Linked DNA regions of Homo sapiens: regions 2 and 3 are each linked to region 1. A link is a contact called in ENCODE Hi-C data. All regions are on one chromosome and are shown on one strand. Each heading gives the region's core, a stretch centred on a gene start or an enhancer-like site at or near the end of the contact. The rest is flanking DNA. Distances are from core to core; before and after follow the strand shown. Region 1 has its middle 12 kb from the start of MIDEAS. Region 2 overlaps YLPM1 (YLP motif containing 1). Region 3 has its middle 48 kb from the start of FOS.

Evidence for each region. A loop is a pair of places that touch in the nucleus more often than their neighbours do. Pooled maps may share reads with other maps.
Region 2: a loop to region 1 is called in a map with no recorded cell type, with 14 times the contacts of the local background. The contact joins two enhancer-like sites. A Hi-C loop is called at or near these places in 4 of 37 single-sample maps with no recorded cell type and 3 of 50 pooled maps.
Region 3: a loop to region 1 is called in a pooled map, with 2.0 times the contacts of the local background. The contact joins two enhancer-like sites. A Hi-C loop is called at or near these places in 1 of 168 maps with a recorded cell type or tissue (naive thymus-derived CD4-positive, alpha-beta T cell), 2 of 37 single-sample maps with no recorded cell type and 2 of 50 pooled maps.

The regions. Positions count from the first base shown.
Region 1 is chr14:73,770,139-73,774,891 of GRCh38, forward strand. It overlaps a transcript of MIDEAS not described here. Among named protein-coding and RNA genes, the nearest start is that of MIDEAS, 12 kb to the left of the region's middle. RefSeq lists enhancers at 1,372-1,441, 1,562-1,621. Within about 2 kb of position 1,798, at least 31 of the 41 ENCODE cell types and tissues checked have a DNase peak (open chromatin) inside an H3K27ac peak, as active enhancers do.
Region 2 is chr14:74,833,455-74,837,626 of GRCh38, forward strand. It overlaps YLPM1 (YLP motif containing 1), which reads left to right. Exons shown (of 21, transcript NM_019589.3): 20 at 1,811-1,993; 21 at 2,321-3,864. The coding sequence ends at 1,957. Among named protein-coding and RNA genes, the nearest start is that of PROX2, 41 kb to the right of the region's middle. Within about 2 kb of position 2,342, at least 5 of the 41 ENCODE cell types and tissues checked have a DNase peak (open chromatin) inside an H3K27ac peak, as active enhancers do.
Region 3 is chr14:75,228,821-75,233,075 of GRCh38, forward strand. No RefSeq gene overlaps it. Among named protein-coding and RNA genes, the nearest start is that of FOS, 48 kb to the right of the region's middle. RefSeq lists a cis regulatory region at 923-1,478. Within about 2 kb of position 1,776, at least 20 of the 41 ENCODE cell types and tissues checked have a DNase peak (open chromatin) inside an H3K27ac peak, as active enhancers do.

The DNA.
Region 1 (4,753 bases), core at 548-3,047:
AGGATGGACAGAGGGAAACTATCTGATGAAACCATTTGGTGAAGTCATGTTAAGTGACAAAATCAGCACCAAAAAATATGTCAGGTGAACTTATAAGCTGTGTTAAAACTGCAAAGGAATATTAGAAGCAATCAGAAGAGAATTCTAAATAGGTGTCATGTTTATTCTGTTAAGTTGATCAAGATGATTTATATAACAGTAACGACGGTGATGATGATGATGACGATGATGATGATGATGATGATGGTGATGATGACAATGATGATGTAAGGGCCACTGAACAGGATTTCCTCATCATAAACATACCAGAGGGCAGGTAGGCCCAGGCCCCTGGCTTGATGAGGAAAGAAGAAGGAATGTAAACCGGGAGAGGAGGGATTGTGACTGGGTGGGGATGGTGCGGGGGAGTGCCTACAGAGCATCCCTTATCTAGAGAGCTTTGAAACACCTCTCACCAAAGAAAGGAAATTACACAAATAAACCCACACCAATTAACCTCCAGCGTCCTGGGTACTAACTATGACTGCTGCATTTGGGCTCTCAATTTCACTAATACCTTATTTCAGCAACTTCTGAGGTGACACCAGGGCTCTTTGTGGGCTAGCCTAGGTACCCAACCACCATTTATAGCATTGTTTCTATGGAAATGTGTTTCAAGCTTCAAAAAACCGAGCTGCTGACAACCCTGGGGCACACACGTGGTCTCTAAATTAGGGAACTGAGAGGAACAGTTATTGCTGGGGCCTGGGCTCGAGAAGGCAGCTTGTTCCTTAGACACTATGGCACTTAATATTCACATGACCAGCAATGATCAGAACCAGGCTCAATGCCACTGTAGGGCGTGAAGATGAGGTTGGGGCATCTAGGAATAAACACGATATTCTAGAAAAGCACAGAGACAGTCACCAGCCCCACCTCCAAACACACACACACACAGCCATCACTTGCCATGGAACACATGAAGCTGGCCTGAGTACCCCTAATGAGCATCCAGGCGTGCCCTGAGCCCATACTCTCCATTTTCTCTCTGACCCTGGCACACCTCCAGCCACAAGGTCCTACTTCAATCTGATCACAGAAGAACAAACTCCAGTCTTTGACAGTTCTGAAATTTGGTTTTAGCAAATATACACTGGAGATAACCAGGGCCCCAGCTGGGTCTGGGCCTCCCTCCACACGCATTCTGTCGGGCAGAGCTTCAGCAGGCTCCAACCTGCGAACTCAAGGTACGCCGGGGGCTCTCCAGCTGCCACCCACCTGGGGACTCTGCACAACACCAAGGAGTCTCCCTGTCCTGCCCTGGTCACATTCCTGGGCTGGTCACAGCAACGGGATGATCATGGACCCTCCAAATAGACACTCCACGTGTTAAGAAAATAAGGCTCTCCACTCAGAAGAAAAGGCTACTACACACGAGGGGAGTGGTGGGTGAGAAGGCCATTCACCAGATGTCCAGAGATTCTGAGATGCCACAGAGATATGAGAAGGTGCTCAGAAGACAGTCAGCTGCTCAGCGCCACACCCAAACCTGCAGCTGCGCGTCCCAGCAGATCTCACGGCAAGACGTGGGGTCAGACGGCCCTGCCTGCTAGGTCAGATGTGAACTGGATGGATGTGGCTAGCATTAAAGAGCAACTAAATTCAACACTTCAATTAATATGTGCAACAATGTAAGTGAGCAAGACGCTACCTCACTAGGGCCCCACCTGGGTTAGAAAAGGCTGCAGGAGGTCAATTAGCAAAGCACACCCTCCCTGCTGCCAGTTGGAACTGCAGAAGAAAGACTCAGCTTCCTCCTGCTGTGGCAGGGGCCTGAAGTAAGAGGCAGCCCAGAGGTGAGTGGGCGGGTGGCTCAAAGCCTCACGTGCTCACTGGGCTGGTTCCATGAAAACGCAGGTGTGAAAATCGTCTGGGGCCCTGAGCCAGCTGGGGGCTGGAGGCAGAGTCCACGCTGTGAACCCGAGTTACTCAGCCAGTCTATGAAGTCAGGCCCATCTGAATCCTCCAGCCCCTGCATGCAGTGCCGGTAGCTGATAAAGACAGAGCTGTTTGGTTTTCCTGGTAGTAACAGATGGGAGTCCCTCCCCCTGGCCTCCTTCCCACCCAAATCCAAAGTCTTTGAAGTTAAGGCCTTGTCTTATAAATAAAAAAAAGATGTTATATAAATTATTAAAGCAATTTCAAACACACACACATGCTCTACCCATAACCTCTTTGCCCAAATCCAGTTATTGGCATTATGCCAATTTTTACTATGGGCAGTGTAATCAGTTTTTATGCACTTATGCAATTCTGTGTTTTACTTTTTTCATCTAAATTCATCAACATTTTCCCAAGAAACAACATTATCTTCATATTAAGATAACAGTGACACAATACTCACTGACTCTAGGTATCATGAATTATACAGCCACATGAAACACTGAGGCTGTTTACAGTTTTGGTTTTGTTTTTTTTTCTTTTCTATTTTAAGCAATGTTGCTATAAATATCTTTGGTGTGCAGGAAGGTATGAGATTAAAAAAATAATAAATAGATATCTTTGTACTTAGAGCTCTTTTCCTTTTTAGAATTAATAAATTCTTTATTCTTAAATTCTCAAGAGCAATACTAATAGATCAAAGGAAATTAACATTTTCTTACAGCTTCAAGTTCTAGTGTGTGTGTGTGTGTGTGTGTGTGTGTGTGTGTGTGTGTATTTTGTTGTTGTTGTTGTTTTCGAGACAGAGTCTCGCTCTGTCGCCCAGGCTGGAGTGCAGTGGTGCCATCTCGGCTCACTGCAACCTCCACCCCCCAGTTCAAGTGATTCTCCTGCCTCAGCCTCCCGAGTAGCTAGGGTTACAGGCGCGCACCACCACACCCAGCTAATTTTGTAATTTTAGTAGAGATGGGGTTTCTCCATGTTGGCCAGGCTGGTCTCAAACTCCTGACCTCAGATGATCCGCCCACCTCGGCCTCCCAAAGTGCTGGGATTACAGATGTAAGCCACCACGCCTGGCTTCTCATACATTTTTAATGTATATTTGTTCTTTGTGAGTTACCCGGATTATCTATTTTCCAAAGTAGTTTTCCTAGCAACACCTGTCAATCCTACCAATCAGGATCTACTCTTATAATGCACTTTTCCCAGCTCCTCAGCGTCCCTGCTATTCGGAATACGTACCCTATGACTGGTGGATGTTGGAGGTAATACAATTGATTTTCCAGGGAGAGATGACGAAGGAGGACAGAGAGGTGTGGGTAGGAAGGTAGAGGCTGGGATGAGTAAGGAGGGGAGAGCAGGCCTTGTGGAGTCAGAAACAAAGACAGATCCCACATTCTGTCCTTTCCAAAATGAGCCCACCCCTCCCTGGACATCAACCCACTCCCTCCACCACTCAGGTTTCTCCAAGCTGATCTTCCAGGGGCCCGGAACAAACACACACATTCATGGGTTCCTAAAGAGGATTCTGGAAATACCATGTGCTTCTAGGTTCTAGAAACATACTCTGCAAACAATATAAGCCCTGTGCTCACCAGTGGTCCCACAGGCCCATGTGCATGCAGGCTCAGCCCTAAGGGTGGCTCAACTTCAAGAAAGAAAAGTCTTTAAAGAAAGAGAGAGGCCAGGCGCAATGGCTCACGCCTGTAATCTCAGCACTTTGGGAGGCTGAGGCGGGTGGATCACTTGAGGTCACGAGTTCGAGACCAGCCTGGCCAATATGGTAAAACCCTGTCTCTACTGAAATACAAAAATGAGCTGGGCATGGTGGTGGGCGCCTGTAGTCCCAGCTACTTAGGAGGCTGAAGCAGGACAATCACTTGAACCTGGGAGGCAGAGGCTGCAGTGAGCTGATATCACACCACTGCACTCCAGCCTAGGTGACAGGGTGAGACTGAATCTCAAAAAAAAAAAAAAAAAGAAAAAAGAAAAGCAAGTCCAACTAATCAGCCATGGCGAGAAAGCCACTCCTCCACAGGTCTCTCTGAGTGGCACGCAGACCTGGGATAATGACAGGAAGCCTCTGAGTGACAACCCTGGGTCCCACTATGAGGCACCATAAAGACACCGCCTGCCAGGCTCCATTCACAGGAATTTTCGAACAGGAAAGGTACCCCTGTAGTCTAATCCCCTCATTTCATAGACAAACGGAGACTGCAATCCCTGCTTTGGGGCTCCCACTGCACCCTGCAATTACTGTCAGGAGGATGCATTCTTCCTCGCAGGAACAGGAAGTGCCACAGCCTGTCCTGACTGCCTCATGACCAGGTGGGACAGGACTTTCATTTTAAAGAGCCCCAGTCTCTGCTACTATGGTCTGCAGACTTGCTTTCCCCAGCTCTGTCTCTGTGTGAAGCCAAAAGACAGTGCTGAGCATGAGAAACGAAAGGATCCTCTAATGGCAGCTGGTATTAATATTTATCCTTCTTCAAGGAGGGCCAGTAGGAAGAGATGCTTCTGCCACCTCTAAACCAGCTCCTCACCACAGACATCTCCTCAGTGTCCCCTCAAAGGCTTCCTCAGGGTGAGTGGGGCCCCGATACAGGTTTTATACCCCCAAATCCCCTTCCTACTCTCACCAGGGTCTTGCTGACAGGCCCAAGCAAATAGCAGAGACACCAAGGTGGCAGCCCCACCAGCAAGCACTAAGGGAGGCTGGGGATGTCATGCAGACAGCCAGCTCACCAAGCACACAGTCCACCAGACATAGGCCAGGTCCTGGGCCTGCCCGATGCTCCCTCACAGCCCCTCAGGTGGCCCTTCTCGTTCCTGT
Region 2 (4,172 bases), core at 1,092-3,591, 1.1 Mb after region 1:
GTTGCCCAGGCTGGTCTTGAACACCTAGGCTGACGTGATCTGCCGGCCTCGGCCTCCCAAAGTGCTGGAGTTATAGGTGTAAGCCACTGTGCCTGGCTGTATATATGAATTAATCAAAATAGGTACTTCAGCATTGATGAGCAGAATGCCCAAAGATTTTTCTATATTGAAGCCCACATTATTTATTAGGCTTCTTACTAAAGCCCATGAAAGACATTGAGCCATAGGTTTTCTATACACTAAAAACCTACTTTCTGGAAAGTCAGATGTTACCAGTTTCTTCCCACTGCTATTACTTTGGCTCCTCCCTTTGACCAGGTGATACTGTTAAAAGCCTAGTTATTTCATTGCTAGTCATGCAAATGGTAATTAGTGTACATTAGAGCAATAATGCATTCCCAGGTTCAGTGTAAAGAGCATGGTGTTTCCATGCTCTGGTTCTCTCTCCTTGTCACAGATAATAAATCACAAGCCATGTTTAAAATACATTCTCTGCAGTCTTTGATACTGTGTAGTGCAAGCAACAGATTCATAGTTTCTTTTTAAGAATCTGAACTTTTACAGAATATGTATATCTCCATATACTTTTAAAAACATATTAACATAATATGTGGCTGGGCATGGTGGCTCATGCTTGTAATCCTAGCACTTTGGGCGGCCAAGGCAGGAGGATTGCTTGAGTCCAGCAGTTTGAGACCAGCCTGGGCAACATAGTGAGACTCTGACTCTAAAAAAAAAAAAAAAAATTACAAAAATTTTTAAAAAGCATAATATGTAAGAATATATATATATTAAAAATCAGAATACCAATAGGAAATATCCCTGATCCATATATTTGTAGTTGTAATCTTGCCATGAATTATATCAGTTGAGTCTGTTTCTTGGTCTCTTTATCTCATGAATGAAAGTAATAATACCAGCTTACTGTTTTCTCTAAGATTAAATTTCAAGAAATATTTTTGTGTAGAGATAAATAAAATTCAGTTATTGATCTAGGGTGTTGATAGTCTGTTAGGGAAGACAGATCTGTAAGTGGATAATTATACTACGGTGTGGAAGTTCAAAAGCAGACATATCAAAATCCGGAAGTTAACTGTGGAAAGCAGTGATTATTTGATTGGCAAAGGAAAAAGGGGTAAGTCAGGGAAGGATGACTAGACTCATGCCAAGTGGATAAGGTTAGGGAAAAGACATTTCAGGAAGAATGACTAGTACATATATGCAGAGTTATAGAGACATGAAATGGTGCGATGCGCTCTGAGTGCTAGAAGGAAGTCTGTATTGTTTGTATAAAATGCCATAGGCACTGGCCAGAGATGTTGCAGGAAAGTGTAGTTGGGGCCAGATCAAGAGGGACCTGAGTTCTTGGACTTTGCCTGGTAGGTAGGGGAAGGAGTTAAAGCAAATGAATCACAACTGTGTGTTTTAGGAAGATCACTCTGGCAGCATGAATCTGGAGCGGGTGAGTACAGACAGGAAGACTAGGTAGAGATTAGTGCTTTGCTTTCAGGTGAAAAAAAAATGAGGTCAGTGAATTATTAAATAAAAAGGAATGGCAGAGGAGAAAGAGAGGACAGGATTGAGCTGAACTGTTCAGGAGCTGGAATGGTTAGGACTTGGATTGTCCAGAGAGTTTTCTCTTTGTGACTTAAAATATATGGCTTTTCCCAGTTTTCCTGGGTTAGTTTTTAATTTTTTAAACTTGCGGTTTCAAATGAGTCATTCTACCCCTTAGACTGTCCAGAGAGGGAGGGGGCTCTTTGCATATTTATTTTTCCTAAAGCTCAGCCTAATGCTATGTTCTTTTTAGGTCAGATGGGCAGACCTGGAAGAGAAGAAGGATGCAGATAGGAAAAGGGCCATAGGTTTTGTGGTCGGACAGACTGATTGGGAGAAGATCACAGATGAAAGTGGTCACCTGGCTGAAAAAGCCCTCAATCGAACCAAATATATATGAGACTTAGTTTTTGAACGGAGTCATTATTCCTCTAAGGTAAGAGTACACAGTCATATAAATAGCCTACTGTGTGGTTGCTTCAAAGGGTTTGAGATAAAGAAGACAGCATATTTTGCTAAAAATGCTCTCTTCTTGTGTTATTTTATAGTTCTGAAAGAGTAAGTATGTACTAGTTGTTAACATTTACAATACTATTAGAAAAGGAAGCCATTTTCTGCAAGCTGGCTCACTTATAAAAATAAAAACCTTGAGAAAAACTTGAATTCTATAGATTTGGGAAGGACTGAAATGATGTTATACTAAGGGCTACTGAACTTTTTGCCTGTTCTTTCCAGGTGTGACAGCCTTTTCTTTTCTTTCCAGGTGGTTCGCTTTGAGGTGGTCTGAAGCCAAGGCCTCGCGGAGCTTCTTTGTGTGTCACCTTGCTTCCACGTTTCAGTTCTTGTTTTGTTTCTACTGCTTTAGTTTTTTTTAAAGTTCTCCAGTGTCCCCAAGAGGTATTAGAATCTTGCTGTACCCAAGCAAGACGTTAATTTTTCTTTTAACTGTTTTGGGGAGGGAGGGAGTGATAGCTTAACTGCTGAAGCCAGGCGGGGGTCTGCTGGAGGATTCCAACAGAGAGTATTTCCTCCACTGTACAATGTCACAGACTATCTCTATCATCATTGCTTTGTGGCTGTTTCTGTTTTTTACTGTATGTAACTGGTAGCTGATTGTACTAGGATTAAAAACAATAAACTTTCATGATAAAGCCGATGAGATTCATGGGCTATACAGCATGGGCCCTTTTCTCTTGTTTTCTTAATTTTATTTTTAATTGCTTTTTAAATATGGTATGTCCTAATTAAATGCTAGCTGAACATCCCAAAACCTTTTTTTCATTGAATATTATATGGCTCAATGATTCCGTAGCACATGTTGTAAAACACAGGGTTCAAATGATGTTCAAAACACTCATCTTTGTTTTATAGCTGATTTCTCTATCTTTGTGTCTTGAAGACTGACCAAGTTCAAATATTCATCAGTTCCCTGGAGCATATCCATTCTGTAACATGATGCTTTATTTAAAAATTTTTTTTGATCCTCTCTCTGTTCTTCCCTCTCTTCTTTCCTTCCTTCTTCTTTTCACTTTCTGCCTTTATGCTGTTAGGTTTTTATTTTTTCCTGATCTGGCTTTGAATTCTGGTAGACAGAACTGATGTATTCTGTGGAACTCAAGCTTGTTGCCTTCATTTGAACTTGAATTGTGGATTTTTAAATGAAGATTGCAGGGAAAGAGTATAAAGATGCAGAGCACTCTGGCATGTAACCTTTAAGCCTGTCAGGTTTTCAAGTTCTTGCCAGATTGTTCATTACTGGAAAGCATGGCCTTCTGCACAGAATTTCCTCTCTTGTGGTTAATACCAGGTGGAACCCAGAAACATACAGAGATAAAACCCAAATATTATTTCTATGTAAACACAGAAAAGGGACTCTTCCCTTTTTCATCCTGCAAAGAAAAAAGTCATCTTTTAGCATGAAAGAAGATGAGAGAGCCTTCTTCCTCAAGCATAATTTGCATTTTGTAATCCAACTCAGTAATTTGTAAATGTGTTCACTGAAGACTTCAATATTTTGAAATATTCTCTTTCAGGCCACAGATGAAAATCCTTTACTTTTATGACCTACATTAAAGACTGTATGAATAGAGCTAATAGTTACTAGCATTTGAATAGTATCACTTTGGGTTCAACAAATTGATATTATAGTACTGAATACCCCTAATTTAATGGAAATTCTAACAACTTTCTGTACTTTTATCTTCCCTGAAAATCTGAATTTTTAAGCAAGTGACTTTAAGTTCATTAAGTCAATATTGAATGTATAAATTGCTACATTAAATAACTTCTGCTGTTTGTAGTATTTAATAAGCTATTTTCATTGCTTATTGGCCTACAATACATTTCTGTGTACTGACCTTTCTCAGCAGCCTTTATTATGTAGAGTGAAGATATGTCGCAAAAATAGCCAAATAGAATTATTGTTTGTACAAAGACTCATTTACTACTTTCTAAAGCCACCCAATGCCTATTATCAAAAACAAAACTTCCATAATGTGTTCTCTAGTTCAGATGAAATGGAGGCCGATATGTTCTTCTGCAGGATGCTTTATTTCAGTTGTCCTTAACCTTGTGATGTTCTGACAGTAGTTAGAATGCCAATGAAATGAGTGGTG
Region 3 (4,255 bases), core at 526-3,025, 1.5 Mb after region 1:
ACCTCATGATCTGCCCGCCTCAGCCTCCCAAAGTGCTGGGATTACAGGCGTGAGCTATCGCTCCTGGCTGAGAGATTTTTAAGTAAGAGGAGGCGTGCCGTCAGATTTACATTTTAGAAAGTTGTCTCTAGGGGCAATGGTGGAGAACAACGACTAGAAGCAAGGAGCCCACTGAGGCCGTGGTTCCCGTGTTACAGGGGAGATACAGCGGCAGCCAGAATGCAGAGGTGGAAGGTAGATGGGAAGGAGGGGATACAGTCAAGAGATACTAAGGAAATAGAATTAACAGAAGAGGGAGATCAAGAGATTTGCTTATGCTTCTGGGTTTGCAGGACATGCCATTTACTGGGGCACAGAATATAGAAGAATTAGGTGTGTGTCAAGAAGATCCATCATTCTGTTTTGTACACGTTAAGTCTAAGAACCACCAGGTGGAAATGGAGGCAGCTGTGTATGCAGATGTGTGGGCAGAAGAGCCAGGCAGATGGATTCGGAACTCAGCAGGGTATGGCTGTGGTTGAGGTCATGCAGAGAGCATGGTGGGTGGGGGCACTGACGGCAGAATCTCCTAGAACCCCAACATTTAGGAGATGAGCTGAGAAACAGGAACCCTAGATTATCTGGAAGAGAAGCTTGGGAACTACGAAAGTGTTCAGAGGGAGGATCAGGCAGGGCACTTGTCAGAACAACTGCAGTCTGGGTACTCAAAGGAAGGAAACTTCTCAAAGGTGTGTGTTTCAGGCATGCAGATACATATGCATTTTTAAAGTCATTCCTTCTCTTAAGTTTGGAATATTGAGGAAAAACTCTTTCACATCAACCCTGGTGCCACCAGGCGACCTGGCCCAACCCTTCACTGTTGTCCAAGTGCGTCAGGAGAAGCCACCTGGCCGGAAGGAGCCAGGTGGAGCAGAGGGCAGCCAGTCTTATAGTCAATAGTCAGTGATAAGGCCAGATGTGTGGCAATATCAAATAATCAAGAACTGGCGTCATCCCCAGACAGCATGCTTAACTGTCTTCAGTGAGGAGACAAGGAAGGGGTGGAGGGGTGTCTCAGATGCCTGGGAGGGGAAATGGGAGGGAGCTCGCATTTGTGGAGTGGGCCAGGCCCTGTGCTAGGCTCTTTCCATGTTATCTCCACTAACCCTCCCAACAGCCATGCCTGTTTCAAAGATAAGACAGATGGGGCTCCAAGAGGTTAAATAATGTGCCTCAGGTAGTAACTGAGTGACCTAGGATTTGAACCTGGAAGGCCAAAGGCCATGCTGTCTCAAGGGAGCCCTTGGTCACCAGTTCAGTCAATCTCCCTGGTGAAGGTCCGTGTGCTGTAAGTTTGGGCATGGATACAAACCTTCCCATTGAAGCTTGATATGAGTGATGGCTCAGCGCCCAATCAGCAGCCAGATTAGGTGTTCTCCATGAGTGGTTTGGTGCTAGCACTTGCTTCCAAACCACACTTCCTGTTCATCTTTCACACCTATTGTCTCACTGCTGGGTTTCTTGCCAAATGCCTCCCTTGCCACTCCCAGTATGGGGGCAGAGTGACTAGGGAACAGCTTACAATGAGGAGTCTGTCAGACCTCCTTACTTTGCAGACGTCCTAAACACCTGATGAGCAACCACCAACTACTGAGGAGAGCCAATTTGCACCCAATTTTTGAGACCCTAAAAGACACTCTTTGAGCCTGATTACAGGTCAAATACTGGTAATAGCTAAAGGGTGGCTTTCTGTGTGCTGAGCCTTGAATTGTCTGCCTAACATGCATTGTTTCATATAATTCTTAAAATAACCCCATGAGGTGAGTGCGATTATTACACCCATTTTGCCTACAAGGAAGCAGGCTGAGAGAAAAGTGTCTACACCCAGTAAGCACCAGGAATGTCTGAATCAAAGGCAGGGAGAGGTGCCTGCCAAGCCCCGCACTTCCTTTCTCTCCCTTCCCCTAAGGCCTTTGGCTTAGATACGCTGATCCTTGAGAAATCCCTCCTCTCTCTTCCTTCCTTCCTTCCTTCCTTCCTTCCTTCCTTCCTTCCTTTCTTTTTTCTTCCTTTCTCTCGCTCTCTCTCTTCTTCTTTCTTTTTTTTTCTGGAGTCTCGCTCTGTTTCCCAGGCGTGATCTTGGCTCACTGCAACCTCCACCTCCAGGGTTCCAGCAATTCTCTTGCCTCAGCCTCCTTAGTGGCTGAGACTATAGGAGTGCGCCACCACGCCCAGCGAAGTTTTGTATTTTTAGTAGACATGGGGTTTCACCATGTTGGCTAGTATGGTCTTGATCTCTTGAGCTTGTGATCCACCTGCCTCAGACTCCCAAAGTGCTGGAATTACAGACACGAGCCACCGCGCCCGGCCTATTCAGGAGCTTTTACCCCATAAATCTTCTTACACATAGAAAAATAAAAAGTTCTGTCCCTTGTTACAGGTATTTTATATTATCAGTGGCGCCAATAAGGTGGGTGCATGTGTGTGCACACATGCGTGTATATGGGTGTGTGTGCACACCTGCATGTATATGGGTGTGTGTGCACACATGCATGTATGTGTCTGTGTGTGTGCATACACATATGTGGGGGTGGAGTAGGAATCAGGCAAATCAACCTCATAGACCTGTTCCCTGTTTCTGGGGTCATATATGGCTACAGTGACTATGTTTCTGAACCACAGGCCAGGCCACATGTCCTGGCCATTGCAATGGTTGTTGAGGGGATATTACAACAGTGAAACTGATACCTGCCCATGAGATACAGAGGCTGTTGGCTAACAGTTCAGCAGATACACTGTAGCGTGCTTTGGAGACATTCTAAAGGCCTCTGAGAGAGACAATGTCTTGCCAAGAGTTGAGGCCTGAAACTTGACAGCTGCCCACAGCCCATTTAAGGGTTAGTGTTACTCGACACAATTTTAAAGACATTGTCATGGAGGATCTGATATTCTCAGAACATTCAAGAGAAATGTTATAGCCTAAAACCAGAGGGGAAATCTGAAACCATATCTTCTTTTAGGGGCTACTATAGAATTCATTAAATTAATAATTAAATCTATGTATGTACATACAAAATGTTATGGACAACTGAGCCAGCCCTACACACACACAAGATGTCAGAAAGATTACCTCTGGCCGGGCACGGTGGCTCACACCTGTAATCCCAGCACTTTGGGAGGCCAAGCTGGGTGGAACATCTGAGGTCAGGAGTTCGAGACCAGCCTGGTAAACATGGTAAAACCCTGTCTCTACTAAAAATACAAAAATTAGCTGGGCGTGGTGACTCCCGCCTGTAGTCCCAGCTACTCGGGAGGCTGAGGCACTAGAATCGCTTGAACCCAGGAGGCAGAGGTTGCAGTGAGCTGAGATCACACCACTGCACACCAGCCTGGGCAACAGAGTGAGACTTGGTCTAAAAAAAAAGAAAAGAAAAGAAAGAAAAAGAAAAAGAAAAGATTACCTCTGTTAAAAATACTCAGGCAGTAGAGATAGCAGCCAATTTTGGGTTTGCATGACATTAATTCAACAAGCATGTATTACTTCCTACCTATTAGCTCCCAGATACTTGGTACCACGCCCAAAGAAGACTGGGCCTGGGATTGCAGTGACAGTAGGGTGGCAGATGTGTGGGGGATAAGTATGATATGGTGTAGGGAGGGTTATAATACTGATGAGTGCAATGTGCTACAGAATCCAGAAGATGAAGAATTCTTGGGAGGGGTGGTGGTATTAGTTTCCTACTACTATGTAATAAATTACTACAATTTAGCAGCTTAAAGCAACAACAATGTATTATCTCACAGTTTCCATGTGTCAGGGGTACAGGTATGGCTGAACCAAGTCCTCTGCTCAGGGTCTCACAAGCTGACAATCAAGGTGTCTGCCGGGTTGCATTTCTTTCTGGAGGTTGAGGTCCTCTTCCAGGCTCACGTGATTGTTGGCAGAATTTAGTTTCTTGCATCTGTATGATTGAGGCCTTTGTTGTCTTGGCAGCTGTCACCAGGGGCCACTCTTATCAACTAGAGGCTTCCCTCAAGTCTTTGTCACATGGCCCACTTCACACATCCTCTCATAAGGTGGCAGCTTTCTTCTTCAAGACTAGCAGGAAATTCTCTTTGACTTCAGGGAGGATCCTAGTCCCTTTTTGTTTTCAGGGTTTTATTATTTATTTATTTTGAGATAGAGTTTTGCTCTTGTTGCCCAGGCTGGAGTGCAATGGTATGATCTTGGCTTGCTCCAATCTCTACCTCCTGGGTTCAAGTGATTCTCCCATGT